Linked DNA regions of Mus musculus: regions 1 and 3 are each linked to region 2. Evidence: chromatin loops called from intact Hi-C (ENCODE). Cell type or tissue: gastrocnemius. All regions are shown on one strand.

Evidence for each region. Hi-C counts contacts between places; a loop is a spot of excess contacts. Peaks named below come from ENCODE experiments on the same cell type or tissue, not always from the same donor. Only the 100,000 strongest peaks of a DNase experiment are listed, where the experiment ranks them.
Region 1: it touches region 2 in a loop (2.5-fold over the local background); 3 of 42 quality-filtered maps call a loop at or near these places.
Region 3: it touches region 2 in a loop (7-fold over the local background); 27 of 42 quality-filtered maps call a loop at or near these places.

Annotation. Positions count from the first base shown.
Region 1 is chr1:176,998,279-177,000,778 of GRCm38, forward strand. All of the region lies in intron 16 of Sdccag8 (serologically defined colon cancer antigen 8), which reads left to right. Among named protein-coding and RNA genes, the nearest start is that of Gm15423, 59 kb to the left of the region's middle. In gastrocnemius, a CTCF peak has its summit at 996; DNase peaks (open chromatin) are centred at 33, 746, 1,008 and 1,312; H3K4me3 peaks cover 403 bases.
Region 2 is chr1:177,683,846-177,686,345 of GRCm38, forward strand. No RefSeq gene overlaps it. Among named protein-coding and RNA genes, the nearest start is that of 2310043L19Rik, 42 kb to the left of the region's middle. In gastrocnemius, a CTCF peak has its summit at 1,277 (motif pointing left); DNase peaks (open chromatin) are centred at 236, 635, 911 and 1,258; H3K4me3 peaks cover 926 bases; H3K27ac peaks cover 973 bases.
Region 3 is chr1:177,407,655-177,410,154 of GRCm38, forward strand. No RefSeq gene overlaps it. Among named protein-coding and RNA genes, the nearest start is that of Zbtb18, 33 kb to the right of the region's middle. In gastrocnemius, a CTCF peak has its summit at 1,217 (motif pointing right); no DNase peak of the experiment used is centred here.

The DNA of each region.
Region 1 (2,500 bases), 690 kb before region 2:
ATGGTGCCGGGCAGCCAGTGAGGAGTGGCCGGCCGGGTGAGAAGGCGCCGTGCACGGCCTGTACAGCGGTGTTGCCTTCCTGTCCTGATCTGCTGTCAGGACCCTTGTGTCTCTGCCCACACCAAACAAGGAAATGGCAGGTAGGGGGACATGCTTAGCGATTAGCACAACCCAGAACTTTTGTTTTGAAAATGCAGCTCCTTTGGCCTCTGTCTCCTAGGACTGGGTACAAGGCCCTTTATCTTCTGCCCATCATTCAGTGCAGGGGAGCCTTACAAAATTAGAGCGCAAAGCCCCTAGGCCCCTCTGAGACCATCACGGTCACACTTGGTGGTAGGCGGATTTCTGAGTTCGAGGCCAGCCTGGTCTACAGAGTGAGTTCCAGGACAGCCAGGGCTACACAGAGAAACCCTGTCTCAAAAAAACCAAAAAAAAAAAAAAAAAAAAAAAAAAAAAAAAGGAAAGAAAAGCAAAGCAAAGCAAAGAAAACAAGAAAAAGCCCTGCCCTCTAAGGGTACATTGCCTGCCCTCTTAGGTGCTTCAGGCGGGAACATGCTGCTGCGGAGGATAACCTGAGGTGAGACACTTGGGAAGTTGGTTAACTTACACGTTCTTAAAGAAAAATGAGTAAGGTGTGTGGAGCCTCAGCTGGCTGCCTTCCACTCCTTAAAATAAGAACATTCTGTGGTCCAAGTGTTAAGTTTACCCCTCACCCCCACCCACAGTGGCATGTAACTGGGCCGGATCTGTCTGTTGCGATGCCTGAGCCCACTAGAAACCAAATGAGCCCTCCAGCCGGTCTAATCACTCTGATCTGTCATGGACCTTCTAGCTGGAAGAGTTATGCCATCATATTATCCCAACACTCATCACCATGTGGAGGACCCCCTTTACTAAATGATTTATTACTCTTAGCAGAATTCCTCTGGCTGCAGATTTTATTTCTGAGTCGCTCTGTTCAGCTCAATTGGTCTCCTTCAGTTACCGTGGCAACCAGCAGATGGGGTTCTTTGACAAGGGTCAGCGGGGAGGCTGCCTCAGTGTTAGAGGGAAGAGAAACTAAATAAAAAGCTTTCAGCACTGACAGGTTCTCTAGCCCATAGCCAGGAGTTGTTATCAAATTACTAGCATTAAAACCTAATTAAGATGTGTGCCAGTAGGTACACCGTAGTGACTGAATCTGGTTACTTAGCTGCCGTGGGCTCACTCTTCCTCCATCACACCTCTGTGACCAATTTGGCCACCCTAAGGATGGTCCAGTTGGAAGGAAATGGCGGAGGCCCTCACTTGACACCCTCCATGAGGGCTGAGGTCCCTAGAGCAGCAGGACTTTATTAGAAGAGAATCTTCCTCAAACAGGGCACTGTGCCTCCAAGCCCTGGGGCAGCGGCTAAGCAGAGCCCACACATGATAGCTGCATACCTTCCTTTAAGACTAGTGTTGGCTTAACTTGGGAGAGCTTCACCAAAGTGAAACTGAGCACCAAGTGCTCCAGACTGGAAAGGCAGCCTGACAGTGCAGAGGTTCTCTTCTGTAGCAGGCAGAGATGATAGCTTTAGGTCAGCAAGGAAACTGGTGGTTACTCTAGGTAGACTTGTGATCTATAGCAATAATAGAGTAAGGTAGTTGCCAGTAAGCAGTTCTGTAAGGGTTCACTTCTCTTTAGGAAACACTGCAACATCAAAGAGGAAAGGACAGTGGGGCGTGCCATTCACTGTGTGCTCAAAAAAGAATCCTGGATGGTAGAGCAGAGGACAGGAGGGGTGACATGGGACACTGAGGAAGGAAGCTCACTTGAGTCCAGTTCAGTACCAGCCTGGGCTACACAGCCAATATACTAAAGAACAGAAGGTTAAAGAGAGAACAAAAGCAAAGGGCCTGGAGAAGGTGGCTCTACAGTGAGAGCACCGGCTGATCCCCCAGAGGGTCCTGGTTTGATCCACAGCATCCACATGGTAGCTCACAGCTACCTGTCTAACTCCAGTTCAAGGGATTAACTCCCTCTCCTGGCCTCTGGAGGAACCACATCATATCCACCAGCAAAAACCCCCATATGTACATTAAAGTAAGGTGGGTGGGTGATTGTTTTGCTCTGTGTTTTCAAGACACGGGTTCTCTGTGTAGCCCTGGTTGTCCTGGAACTCTGTAGACCTGACTGGTCTTGAATTCAGAGATCTGCCTCTGCCTCCTCTGCCTCTGCCTCTGCCTCTGCCTCTGCCTCTGCCTCTGCCTCTGCCTCTGCCTCTGCCTCTGCCTCTGCCTCTGCCTCTGCCTCTGCCTCTGCCTCTGCCTCTGCCTCTGCCTCTGCCTCTGCCTCTGCCTCTGCCTCTGCCTCTGCCTCTGCCTCTGCCTCCCAAGTGCTGGGATGAAATGTGTATGTCACCACCACCTGGCTGCAAAGTAACTTTTTAAGGAGAAAGAACAACTGTGGAGAGGTGAGAGGGAGAGAGGAACCAGGTAGAGCAGGTCTTCCCCACAGAACTGGGATAGAGGGATGTGG
Region 2 (2,500 bases):
AACATTCAGTGATGCCCTAGGTAGTCCAGCAGGGTTGTGAGGAAGAACTGAAAATTCAGAGTACTGTTGGCTCTACCGCGTCTTAGTGATATTCACCATGGTCGTAATTTATCACCATCTTGCCTTCCAAATAGATAGATTAGTGTAAGCCTGTCCACCCAGCGAGCTTCTCCCATCTGCAGAGGGAGGAGGCAGCGGGACAGCTGCGGATGGGACCGTCAGCTCAAATTATGTAACAGTAGCGGAGAAAGGCAGAGGCTTTCTCAATTTAGGCTTCTTGAGACTAGCGTTACCACGAGTTTCTCTACCCTAAACTCTCACCACACACAGCAAAGATGGCTTTGTCCCCAGGGCAGTTAATCCACGTAGCAAAGGGATCCCATAGGCATTGCCAGAGATCTTGGGGTAATTGAGACCCGACAGCAGATAAATCCTGCAGAATCAGGACCACTTTCTCTCTCCAAAGCCCTAAAGTGAGGAGCGGCTTTCCAAAAGCTCAAGCTTCTAAGCTTGTTTATCCCCGTTTGTGGCCGACGAGTCCTCCGTCCTGGACTACAGAGCCCTGCTCCCCCCTCCTCCCCTTAGTACTCATTCAGAGAAGTGACCCCAGTTGGCAGCCCAAGCTGCATAGACTGCAGTCAAATAACACCCAGATGAAACTGCAGCTGATGGCTGGCCTTTTCCATCAGTGGCTGCTGTGTGCAGCTCTCTCCTGGCCTCCTGAGGTTCAAATGCCCGCCTGATTTTGCCCTGGAAGCATCCCAGCCCAAACATGGAACAAAAGTTCCCTCTGACAAGCCTGTTTGGATTCCAAAGTATGTTTTTATGCTTGCTGGCAAATAGAACCATCACCAGCAACAATAACAACACTGTCTCCCCTCACTGAAGCGACTTCATTTCTTCACATTTGTTCCAGAGCTGGACAGATGAATAATGTTCGCTAAGGGGCTGGCCCAAGTCCTGACCTCCTGCCTCCAAGAGCAAACAGAAGTGACACACAGGCTTATCTGAACTTTCAGTTGCTTGATTCAAAACAGAAAGAGAGAAAAGTTGCTATTTAACCTATGTAGCCACCTAAGGGCTTTTGTTTTGTTTTTCCTTTATTCCTTAGTTGTTTATTATTATTATTATTATTATTATTATTATTATTATTATTATTATTGTTATTATTTATTCATAGCTTTCATTTGTCTTCTTCAGCAAAAGAGGACCTTACTACTGGTGCCCCAATGAAGCCAGTTTCTCAAAGACCGAGATTAACCTGACATCTTGTGGCCATACTGGGTATATACAAGTCTAGACAAACCAGCCCCTTATAAAATTAGGGAAGGGATACAGAAAATGTTTGAAAGGGTCTTCAAAAATATTTCCCGTGGTGTTTTATTTAAGACATCTCAGGAAGTCATGTAGTATGTCTTGGGAAAACCACACACAGGACGATATTTAAGTACCAAGTAACTACTTGTCTCTCTCTCTCTCTCTCTCTCTCTCTCTCGCTTGAACAGATCACTTCACTCTAATGATTGGCTTCTCATCTGTAAAATAGAGTTCATGATAAATATTATTATACTTTTCTGAGGCTTATATAAGATAAAGCAAATCAAATGACTGTTAACGATTGAGGGTAGCTTAGTGCTAGAGGCCAGGCTTGGCATGCAGGAGGTCTTGTGTTCAGTTTCAATACCAAAACCAAACCAAAATAATAACATTTAAACGTTACATACACTATGAGAACACTAAGGATTCCTAGAAGTAGAGTCTAAACTCATACTTGGTTAAATTTCTTCAAAAACCCAAAACCTGTTTTGATGCCTAACCCCAATATAGCATAAAGCCCTGGCCTCAGAATAGATAAAGAGAACAAATCCACACAGTCATATGCTTTCCTAAATATACCCACTGCCAAATTCTCTCTCGTGTTTTTTGTGATGTAAGTACAGCCATTTTCTTTGGTCTTTCCACTTAGGGCCATCAAGTGAACCGTGAGGAAGGGGTAGGAGTCTTGAGGAGTTAAATCATCACAGATCACGTGGTGCCTGACTGGCGGTGGGGCTTGAGAACCTGTGCCTTCTGTTTACAGTGCTGGGAGGAAGGTCTTGGTGTGATTGTGATGTTAGAGATCAAACCTTTGTCTTGATTTATTTTTAAAGATGTATCCATTTTTTTTTATTTATATGAGTACACAGTAGCTGTCTTCAGACACACCAAAAGAGTGCATCGGATCCCATTACAGATGGTTGTGAGCCACCATGTGGGTGCTGGGAATTGAACTCAGGAGCTCTGGAAGAGCAGTCAGTGTTCCTAACAGCTGAGCCATCTCTCCAGACCTAAACCTTTTGTTTTGTAAGTGTACCAAGTGCTAAACATGTTCTCTATCACTAGGTCACACCTCTGTTTGTACCTCATCTTCTGGAAAAAGCAGGAGTCCAACACAGCAGCCCCAGAAGCTCCTGGGTGTCTGTGTCCCACAAGGGTGATGCAGGGTGACTCATCGAATACA
Region 3 (2,500 bases), 280 kb before region 2:
AGCCTGACACATACACTGACTGCATAGTAGTCCCTCCTAGGAATGACTTTAAAAAATAGGCAAGGGGAAGTCCTCCCAACATGAAGAGCTTTAGACTTCATTATCCACTTTTGAGAAAAGGAAAGTGCCTTATGTGGGGATCCGTGCACAGTGGCAAAAGCCTAGGCCAAGGGCCCAGAAGGAGTAAGACTTTAAACATCAGGGACATTAACCGGCATCTTTTGCCTATAATTTCAGAATTTAAGGGGCCAAGGCAGGAAGAATATCATGAGTTTGAAACCAGTTCTGGGGAGAAAACTCGGGACCTCAACTCGGGGCTTCACTCATCCTAGGCAAGCATGAGTCCTTTTCTAGGATATTAGAACATCTAGTGCAGAACAGAAAACTTAGCAAAAACTTAGTCATCTTGTCTAAGATGACTCAGCAGGCTGTATCAGCCAACTTTTGTCATTGATCACCTAAGTACTGGAACAATTGGTGGCACTCAAACATGGTGGTTACTTCCATAAGTCCGGAGACTCTGTAGGTGCTCGAACTTGTGGACTCAGGTGCTCATCAAGACTGACTCGGTCATTTCCACTGATAAGTGTCTTGACCTGCAAGCCAGAGGCAAACACTAATTCCTGGATGGAGCACCATCCTTCAGAGAAAACAAGTAGCCATTTGACAGGAGTTGGTCACATTGCACAGTTCTAGCTTGGAACGAGAAAGGATTTACATTCATTAGAATTGATGCATATTCCAGATAGAGGTTTTGTTTTCCAGCATGTAGACCCTCAGCTACAATGTTTGGAGGCCCACTGGGTATTTGTGTCATTGACATGAGACTTTGTAGAACACTGTATTGCACTAGACAACCTACTTCACAACAATAGAGACATGAGGGAAAGCATTTGACCACGATTAGAAAGTATCAGATCTTTCCTAGACTACAGCATCAGATGGGGAGATGAGACCAACTTGTCAAGGAGGAGTTTTTGACACCTCTTGAAGATGATAGGCTGCCAGTGTGGGACACCTATCTCTAGGACCTTAAGTCAATGACCATTTCATGACACTGTGTCCTTAACATGTGGAATACAAGGGCATGATAACCAAAACATAGGAGGGAGGCACGGTCCCACCCCTATTCCTGAGGCCCTACCTGGGCAATTTGCACTTCCCATCCACTTACTAACAGTTTTGGCAAGATTAGAAGTTTGGCTCTAAGGAGAATGTTTCCACCAGGGGGCAGAGCAAGGGTTACCTTGTACCTCCAGACTTAAGTGTTTTCACTTCTAATAGAGGAAGGGCAAGAGACGTCATCTTGACAGGAGAAATGTATTCTGATCATCAGGAGGTAGAGCTATTGGTATGTAATGGGGCAAATGATTATGTGCTTACTGTCCTGGTGACCCATGTAGGTTCTGATGATGTTCCCCTGGCAAACAAGCGCAGCTTACACAGCACAGGATTACAGAGGTTGAGGAACAATGTTTGTTTACCAGAGCACATAAGCTATGCCAGCAGAGCAGGTGCCAGCTGAGGGAGAGGGTCATGTGGGATGGATGGGGTGAGATGGAGGGATGTGTAGCTGTGGTCTCAACACATCCCTCTGACCTTCCTCTCCAGGTTCTCCAGAAAAAGAGATGGCAAGACTCTTGCAGGCACTGTTCCCAACTGGGGCAATATTATTAGGCAGAGTAAGTGGGTTGGATTTTGCGACTGCAATAGGAGTGGTAATTCACTGCCAAGGTCCTTGCTCTGGACCCAACCTCTAGGATATAGGTTGTAGTCAGCTCACAGGTGTCCCTCGGCCCCACAGGGAACTGTACCCCACCCTCAACAGAGCCCAGATGCACCTACACTCTCTCTAGCACACCCAACGCCTGATTGATGGGGGAGAGGAGGAGTTGGGGCGATAGGGTCCAGCCCTTTTGTCTCAGTTCAGTCTGTCTTAGTCAGGGTTTCTATTCCTTCACAAACATCATGACCAAGAAACAAGCTGGGGAGGAAAGGGTTTATTCAGCTTACATTTCCACACTGCTGTTCATCACCAAAGGAAGTCAGGACTGGAACTCAAACAGGTCAGGAAGCAGGAGCTGATACAGAGGCCATGGAGGGATGTTACCTACTGACTTGCTTCTGCTGGATTGCTCAGCTTGCTCTCTTATAGAACCCAAGACTACCAGCCCAGGTATGGCACTACCCACAAGGGGCCCTTCCCTCTTGATCACTAATTGAGATAATGCCTTACAGCTGGGTCTCATGGAGGCGTTTCCTCACCTGAAACTCCTTTCTCTGTGATAACTCCAGCCTGTGTCAAGTGGACACAAAACCAGCCAGTACACAGTCCTAGCATCAAGTAACACCCCCAGCCCTTAGGTACCCATGGTCAGAGGCATCTGTTGCTGCTCTGAGAGGCATCTTCTTCTACACAGCCCTAGGCCCCACCCCTCCAAGGTACTTCACTGTGAGTGTGCTGCAGACATCTCTTCCTCGGAGTGTCTCCCAGGAACCT